2 separate regions of the Homo sapiens genome follow, and region 1 is linked to region 2. Evidence: chromatin contacts called from ENCODE Hi-C or POLR2A ChIA-PET data. All regions are on one chromosome and are shown on one strand. The core of a region is the stretch at or near the end of the contact, and the rest is flanking DNA. Distances in the headings are between cores, read along the strand shown.

The links. A loop is a pair of places that touch in the nucleus more often than their neighbours do. ChIA-PET counts read pairs that join two places held with the same protein, here RNA polymerase II (POLR2A). Pooled maps may share reads with other maps.
Region 1: a map of mammary epithelial cell shows a loop between it and region 2 (3-fold over the local background). The contact joins the promoter of LINC02999 here to the promoter of SKP1 in region 2. A Hi-C loop is called at or near these places in 1 of 168 maps with a recorded cell type or tissue (mammary epithelial cell) and 5 of 50 pooled maps. POLR2A ChIA-PET finds 5 or more read pairs at or near these places in 6 of 52 experiments (A549, AG04450, H1 and 2 more).

Annotation. Positions count from the first base shown.
Region 1 is chr5:134,433,341-134,437,654 of GRCh38, forward strand. LINC02999 (long intergenic non-protein coding RNA 2999) reads right to left here and starts at 1,707. Exons shown (of 3, transcript NR_105044.1): 1 at 1,650-1,707. RefSeq lists enhancers at 2,878-4,077, 3,495-3,684, 3,785-3,854.
Region 2 is chr5:134,174,956-134,179,319 of GRCh38, forward strand. SKP1 (S-phase kinase associated protein 1) reads right to left here and starts at 1,995. Exons shown (of 6, transcript NM_170679.3): 1 at 1,900-1,995. RefSeq lists enhancers at 1,376-1,655, 1,746-1,995, 2,899-3,413 and a silencer at 2,146-2,225.

The DNA of each region.
Region 1 (4,314 bases), core at 457-2,956, 260 kb after region 2:
ATCTCGGCTCACGGCAACCTCTGCCTCCCAGGTTCAAGCAATTCTCCTGCCTCAGCCTCCCGAGTAGCTGGGACTACAGGCATGCACCATAACATCAGGCTAATTTTTGTATTTTTAGTGGAGACAGGGTTTCACCATGTTGGCTGGGCTGCTCTTGATCTCCTGACCGCAGTTGATCCACTTGTCTCGGCCTCCCAAAGTGCTAGAATTACAGGCGTGAGCCACCACGCCGAGCACACACATTGTTTAATGGTATCGGTAAAACACTCTTGACCTTTTGAACAACAGCAACCAGACCCAAATATGTCTCTCTGCTTTTGTTTTGGAATGGGGATGGAAAAGCTGGAGAGGCGCTTGGCAGCACGGCCCTTGCCCCAGTGCTTGAAGGTCTGGTCCATCTCCTGTGCATGAATAAAAAGCAAGGGGAACGCTGAAATATCATCTCTTTGGAATTCAGCATGAGCCCCACTTCTCTACTCTCCTGTGTTGACACATTAGTGCTATTGTGTTGCATCTGCTGGTGGATCTCCTTTCATCTGCAGGCCACACAAAACCCCCTCATGTAAAGCTGCACACAAGGCTCTCAAATTATGAGGACACTTTAGCAGTCATTCCTCTTATAGAAGGGCTCACAGTCTTAGGGAAGGATTGCTGCCATTTCAGTGTGCTCCACTGTGCCCTGATACAGAAAGTCCAGACAAGCTAAGGCGGGAAAGCCAGGCTGGGAGCCCGTGACAGGGAAAAGTTAGCAGACGAGTGAGTAGACCAGATGGATAGGGCTTTGAATGCCACACCAAGGTCTTTGGATTTTTCTGCAGGCATTGGGAGCCACCCAAGGATTTTGAGCAGGAGAGTAACATGAGACAAACTGTGCTTTCAGAAAATTAAGTTGGCCGGGAGGAGTGGCTCACACCTGTTATCCCAGCACTTTAGGAGGCCGAGGCAGGTGGATCACCTGAGGTCAGGAGTTCAAAACCAGCCTGGCCAACATGGCCAAACCCCATCTCTACTAAAAATACAAAAATTAGTCGTGCGTAGTGTTAGGCGCCTGTAGTCCCAGTTACTTGGGAAGCTGCGGCAGGAGAATTGCTTGAACTCAGGAGGCAGAGGTTACAGTGAGCCAAGATTGCACCACTGCACTCCAGCCTGGGTGACAGAGCGAGACCCTGTCTCAGAAAAATAAATAAATAAAAATACAAAAATTAGCTGGGTGTGGTGGCAGGCACCTGTAGTCCCAGCTACTTGGGAGGCCGAGGCAGGAGAATCGCTTGAACGCGGGAGCTGGAGGTTGCAGGGAACGGAAGTTGCAGTGAACTGAGATTGCGCCACTGCACTCCAGCCTGGGCAACAGAGTGAGACCCTGTGTCAAAAGAAAAAAAAAAAGGAAAATTAAGTTGATAGCTGTAGCTCAGAAGGTTCAGAGAGGGAGAGGCTAGAGTCCAGGGGGCTCTAGATCAGATCACTGGGAGACCTTTGTAAAAATCCACACCCCAGGCCAGGCACAGTGGCTCACGCCTGTAATCCCAGCACTTTGAGAGGCCGAGGCGGGTGGATTATCTGAGGTCGGGAGTTTGAGACCAACCTGACCAACATGGAGAAACCCTATCTCTGCTAAAAATACAAAATTAGCCAGGCGTGGTGGCACATGCCTGTAATCCCAGCTACTCGTGAGGCTGAGGCAGAAGAATCACTTGAACCCGGGAGGTGGAGGTCGCGGTGAGCCGAGATTGTGCCATTGCACTCCAGCCTGGGCAAGGAGAGCAAAACTCCGTCTCAAAAAAAAAAATCCACACCCCAGCCTCTGCCCTTCAAGATTTTGTTTCAGGTGGTTTGGGGAGGGAACTAGGAATCTGCATTCTCAAAACATTCCACAGGTGCAGAGGTCATTGTGACAGGCTGCTAAAGGGGACCAGACCCCAAATATGGGGCTGGGAGTCTAGGGAGAGAGGGGAAATAGATGGGGATGCTACCCTGAGGCGAGCCCCACCTGGCCTCTGCCTGTTTAAGGGGCTGAAGGGAGGAAAACATGAAGAAGACCATCAAACTGGGCCAGGAGAGCTGCCTGGAGACTGGTGCCCGGCCTGCAAGGCAACCTTAGAAGAAAATCAGATTTGGGAGATGATGACATGGGACATTCCAGGTGACAAAGGGGCCTGGGACTTGGGGGATGGTGAATCTGTGAGCACCTGGCTCCTACTTACAGTCATGGAGTATGTGGAACTGGGAAGGGAAACTGTCATTCACATCTCTCAGTCAAAGATACGTAGGCACATGCATGGACACAAACATAGCCCTCTTCTGCAGGAGTCAGAAAGGCTGGTGATTCAGAGACTGGGCTCTGTAATCCAGCAGCCCTGGATTGAAATCCTGACTCTGTGGCTCTGGCTGAGTCACCTGTCCTCTGTGAGCAACAGCCTCCTCACCTATAGAAAGAAAATGTTGCCAGCAGTTAACTCAATATGGCTTTGTGGTGACTCGATGAGATGCTGCATGCAGAGGCTGGACACAGTGCCTGACACAAGGAGAGACTCTGTATGGAAGCTCTAAGGGTAATACTAAAAAATGCAATCTCACTTCTGAAGCCAGGGAGCCATAAAGTATTTCATTCAGAGTGCAAGGAAGAAAGTCCACAGGAAGACATGAAGCCTTTTTTTTTTTTTATACAGAGTTTTGCTCTGTTGCCCAGGCTGGAGTGCAGTGGCATGATTTTGGCTCACTGCAACCTCTGCCTCCCAGGTTCAAGCGATTGTTGTGCTTCAGCCTCCCGAGTAGCTGAGCTTACAGATGCACGCCACCACGCCCAGCTAATATTTTGTATTTTAAGAGAGATGGGGTTTCACCATGTTGGCCAGGCTGGTCTTGAACTCCTGACCTCAAGTGATCCACCGGCCTCAGCCTCCCAAAGTGCTGGGATTACAGGTGTGAGCCACCATGCCCAGCCAGCATGAAGCCTTTCATTTGCTGCTACCCATTCCGTATGGCTTTCTCTGGGTGTGTGTTTGGTGAGTCCTTTGCCTTTGGTTTCTAGGACTCATAGAGAAATGACAGACCCTTCCTACTGCATTTAATTGGAGAGGAGCACAGAGACCTGAGATTATAATGATGACGTCTTAAATGTCAAGTGCTTCAAAAGTCTGCTGTTGCACTCACTGTCACCCTAAACAGCTCTGGAAACCAAAACCCTGCAGCCACCTAAAGCATGCCCTGAGTCTCTCAGCCAGGTTTCATCTGGGAAATCTGAGTGACAGTGACGTGCAGGCAGCTGGAAGACGCACAGTAAACCGAGGAGCCTGTGATGAGCTCAGAGGAGGTGAGTTGATGATCTGCTATTTATAGCCCCACTAAGAGGCTCTGGCCGCCAGCTCCATGTGAGTCTGGGTGGAAATGATGCCTTCGCAGAGCTGAGAGCACAAAATGAAGTTGGTGATTCATGGGCAGCAGCCACTTGAAAATATGAACACTCCTGCGTCCCCAGCCCCGCCGGCCTTTCACACCCATTTGGAGGCGTGTTGAGCAGAGCTGCTAGCCTGCTGCATCCTAGTCTGCATGTGTTTGGGCAGGATGTGAGGACAGGCCGGTTCTACCCTGACAAGGAGCCTGCAAAGGGCAGCAGCACGCCTGGGAGCACTCCAAGAACGTCTGCCCACCCCCCGAGAGGCCTCGGCTGGAACCCAGGGCAGGGCTGAGTAAGAGGTAAGCCCCGAGAGGACCTGCGGTCACAGAGAAAGGACACTTCCTGCTCCTGCCCTCTGTCTCCAGGGGCGACGCTGGCAACAGAGCAGCTTTCTGATGACGCTTGTTCTGCTGAACATACAAAAATTTACAATGAGGAAACCCTTGCAGCTTGACATTTCCCCCCGCACAATTCCACAGCCCAGCACCTGTCACCTGAAATAGCTATTGTTTATTTTCCTCAGTAACATCTTGGCTTCCAGGCCAAAGTCTACTTGGAGGCCCAAACTCAACTCACCCTATGTGAGGAATGCCCTGGAGGTCTCTCAGTTTCCCACAACCAAACTGGATTTAAAGGGCCAAACCAGGATAAGGAGGCCAGCTGAGCTCTGAAGCCAGATTGTCTGGGTTCAGATTCTTTCTCTACACTTGCAGCCACGTGGCTTCAGTCAAATTGCCCTCTGAGACTCAGTTTTTCTCATTGGTAAAATGAGGATAATTACAGAACCTACCTCACTGGGTTGCGGTGAAGGGTGACATTTGAGTAGTGGTCAGCCCAGCATCCAGCACATGGACAGACTTGATACTGGACACTGCTGCTGCTGCTTTTGCTGTTGAAGTTGTTTTCACTCCTGGGTTTTG
Region 2 (4,364 bases), core at 745-3,244:
CTTAAAACTCACATACAACTTTTAAAAGGCCCATGCTTCTCAAGTATTCATAATCCGGTGATGTCACTATTAACTTATGGCACCTCTGAAGTTTTCTAGGTGTGTTGTATTACAAATCGCATATATTTTCCCAAAAGTGTATCATTTGGCATTTAAAACATGCATCACACCCATTTTATGTTCAAAGACTTATGACCCATTACATCGGTTAAAATATTCATTCAGCTTCTCTGAGACAATTGTCGCCAACCCCAAAGCAAACAGGTTGTTAGGCAAAGGAAGCAAAAAAGTAAAGCATGTTTTAAAACCAGCCACTGAAATATCCTACTCTCACTCATCCATAGTTGGAGAGAATCAGATTTCACTTTGCGATTCACAAACATGTCTGCTTCTCCATGTTGCTTAGCGCTTGCCAATAATGCAGTTGTCCCTGCTTAATGGAGAAGGATGCAGAGTAGAGGACCCTTCCTGTGACAAGACCACAACAAAAGGTATCTCCAAAAGAAAATATTTTAACCTGAGCCCAATTTTTAATTATAAAACATTTAAACATGTAATTTTTATATTAGATAGTACTGAAATGAACAGTGCAGAATCACAAATCTAACAATGCAGTTGATTAAAATTACTCTAAAAGCAAGACGACCGTTTCATATTTCTTTCAAATAACTCAAGATAAGTGCTTAGTCATAGTCAAGTTTGTGGATTGGGTTACTCTTAAGGGAGTTGAGACCTTACTAAATAGCAGCTGGTCAATCGGTTAATCTGTAATTCGATGCACTTGGTAATACTAAACTCAAAGATAAGTTTTAGTGTTACAGTAGAATAAAGTGCAAAATTTTTAAGTAATAATGGATGAAATATTTATTTGAAATGCTTTCAAAACAATTCCATTCTAAAGAAAGAGGCCTAAAGGCTCCTGCACTTGTAAATAATTCTCCATGGCCAGCATAAAGCGGGTTCTATCACATCATATAGAAAAAAAAACCCCTGCGCTTTAAGTGACCCGAAATTCTGACACTGCTTTTTAGACTGCACAGTGGAGGAGACGGTATTGTTCTATGAAACGGATACATTCTACTGTCACGCTCTAAAGGAAAAATGCATGTCCCTAAAACCCAAACGTGAAGTTTCCATTAAAAGTGAATCAAAGCAGGTAGACGTCCTATTTCTTTAAAAGCCAGATACCTAGAGTTAAGTTATACACAGTTAAGGCTCCTACAAGTCACACCACTCTGACGATGGTATCTGCTCAACGACTCCAAGTCATGGCAAAACAACGCTAAGAAATATTCAGATGGAGCAGGCGGCTATGTGCAGAAAGCCGGCGCCCGCACACGGTTAGCCAGGACCGACCGGTAGCTAGTGACGCCAGACACGGTGGAGAAAGGATGGGAGCCAAGAACCGGGCGGCCTCAGACCACCACCGCAGCTCTCCCTCCCGACCACAACAAAAGCCAGACACCGACACACGCCCACGCTCACGACAGCCAAGGGACCCCCATTCACAACCCCGCCGCCACCCCCGCCCTGGTCCCCGGGACAGCAGGCTTAAGACCAAGAGAGGCCCCCGGCCGCAGCCTGGGCCTTGCAGCCGAGCTCCGCGCCGGCTGACGCTCGGCCGGTGCAGAGAAGGCCCAGCCCGGGGTTCGGCTCACTTATGGAGCGCCGTGAGGACGCCCGGCCAGAGGAGGCCTCGCTGAGTCGGGGGCGGGGCAGGTGAACGGAACCTGGTAGGGTCTCCCGAAGAACAGGGTCGACAACGCGATCCACCGGGCCCGAAAGAAGGCCAGGCCCAGTCACCGCCCGCCGCGGGCAGGCCCAAACCGCAGCGGTGAGGCCAGCCGGCACGCAATCCGGTAGCCACGACCCTTTCCAGTTCAGTGGGCGGCTACTCACGGTGTTCGGTGTTAAGGAGACGGCCGGCGGGAGGCTGACGAGAGCCGGGAGGCGTTAGCGAAGGAAGAGAAAAACCGAAGACGAAGCCACTACAGCGTCGCAGCGCGGCGCGGCGTCTGCTTTATAGGAGAGGGCGCAGGCGCCGAGGACCCCGGGGCGCGCGGCGTCACATCGCGGCTGGGCTGGCCGCCGAGATCGCCTGACGGCAGGCCGAGAACGGCTGGGCGGGCCCAGGCCGGGAGGCGGCAAGGAGCTGCCGGGGGCGGCTGGCCGGGGGATCGGGGGGCCGGAAGAGTTTTCGCCTCTCCCCAGCTCTGAAAGCGCCGCGCTGTCTCGTCAACTGGGTGCCGGACCCCGACTGGCCTAGAAAGGTCTTTCAGGCAGCGGTGCCCTAAGCCGAGTGAAAGACCCCAGTTAAAAAGCCTGGAAAAAACAAAACCGGGCGAGTGTGTGCGTCTCTGTGTGTGTTCCTGGGAACAACAGAACGGGGCGTGTGTGTGTGTGTTCACTCCTGGGGGGGGCTGCGTGTGTGTGTACGCGCGTGTGTTCATTCCTGAGGTGTATGTGCGCGCGCGGGTGTGTGTGTTCATTCCTGGGGTGGGGTGGGGTGGGGGTGGGGCGCTTGTGTGTGTGTGTTTTACTACTGAACTGATACAGCTTGTCCAGCTTCCATTCTCCACGGTAACCCTCCGAGGTGAAATAGTGTTAGCCTTTTCGCCTCTGCAGTGAGGGAACAGGTTCGGAACGGTTAAGTGGCAGAGCTAGGATTTGAACCTTACTCCACAATTAGGTGCTGTTAGCCCTTATTTCCTACTATTGACTTCTAAAGAGGCTTCCATGCCAAACATAGCCATCGTTATAGGGAAACCCCAAGTCTAGAGAGATGGCTCCATCTAGCAGTAGGTACCTACTCCTTCACTAAACATGCTTTGAGCCCGACGTGCGAGGCGTGGTGCTGGGGATTCCGCCGTGAACCAGGCAGCCAGGGCCCGGCCTGGACGTAACTCTTCTCTAGGGTGCTCCCAGGAAGGCTTTGATGAGGTCGATGGAATGAAGCCAGCTGTAAAGGAAAGGGAGTAGTCTGAAAGCCCCACCCTGTTCTGCTCGGGAACATTACTCTCCCCATCCTAGGAGACTGGGCGCCGGGCTCGCCTAGCCAACAGGCACGTGATGATATCCCTGACACCAGGAAGACAAAAGATACTTCCACACAGGGCCCCCTGAAGAAACCAGAGATGTACAGTGCCTCTGGGATGGGACTGGGCAGGAAGGCCAAGCAGCTCCTTGAGTTACCAGGTCTTTGTCTACAAGCCTATCCAGTGTCTGCCAGGTGCCACAGCTGATGACAGAAGATGAAACGCCTGCAGCTCTCAGACATTTTCTTTGCAGCACAGCCCTGCCCTCAGCAGCTCTAGCTTCAGGCCTCCTAGGCAGGGCCCACTGGAGCCCCTTTGCTCCCCGCCTATGGCATAGAAGGTGGTACCTTATTAACTCTCTTTAAGCATTCTAAGCAGGACTGTGCAGTGTCAGGTCACACAGCCCGGGGACCCAGCACAGGGTCTGGCATAAAAGTAGGGATATATTTTTCCAAATATGTCTGAGAACCCCCTTTATTAGAATCACCAAGAAATGTCTGCTTTTAAAACAGATTTTGGGGCCGGGCGTGGAGGCTCACGCCTGTAATCTCAGCACTTTGGGAGGCCGAGGTGGGCAGATCACTTGAACTCAGGAGTTTGAGACCAGCCTGGGCAACATGGTGAAACCCCGTCTCTACAAAAAAACAAAAATTAGGTGGGTGTGGTGGTGTGAGCGTGTAGTCCCAGCTACTCTGGAGGTTAAGGTGGGAGGATCACCTGAGCCCAGGAGGCAGAGGTTGCGGAGAGCCAAGATGGTGTCACTGCACTCCAGCCTGGGTGATAGAGTGAGACCCAGTCTCAAAAAAATAAATAAAACATATTTCATTTGCTTGTATATGGTGCTATATGTATAGATTATCTCAGGAAAGATACACAAGAAATTGGTCACCTCAGAGGAAGGGAACTAGGTCACTGAGGGATGGGTTAGAATAATTTTTCACCTTATACCCCTTTGTATCTTTTGGGTATCAATTCACATGAATGTATTACATATTCAAATTTTTTAACTTTAAAAATAAATTGGCTCAAGAAAAATGCAGATTCCTGGGTCCACTCTCAATCTAATAACTCCCTGGGGGCAGGTTTTTCTGCCCTTTAAACCAGTTCTCCAGGTGATCCTCAAGCCCAGAGTAAGTGCATAAACCTGTGTAGTAGGGTATCAGTGGTGAAGCACTGCCAGGAAGGAGCCAAGAGTGTTCGTCAGAGGTGACTAGTTTAGCGCCATACTTTCTGGATCAACCCTACCTTCTCTCAAACCTCCACTCGGGAGGGCCAAGGTAGCTGTAGCACTGTGGGACAGGCTGGGAGTGACTCCTCTCCATTCATTTA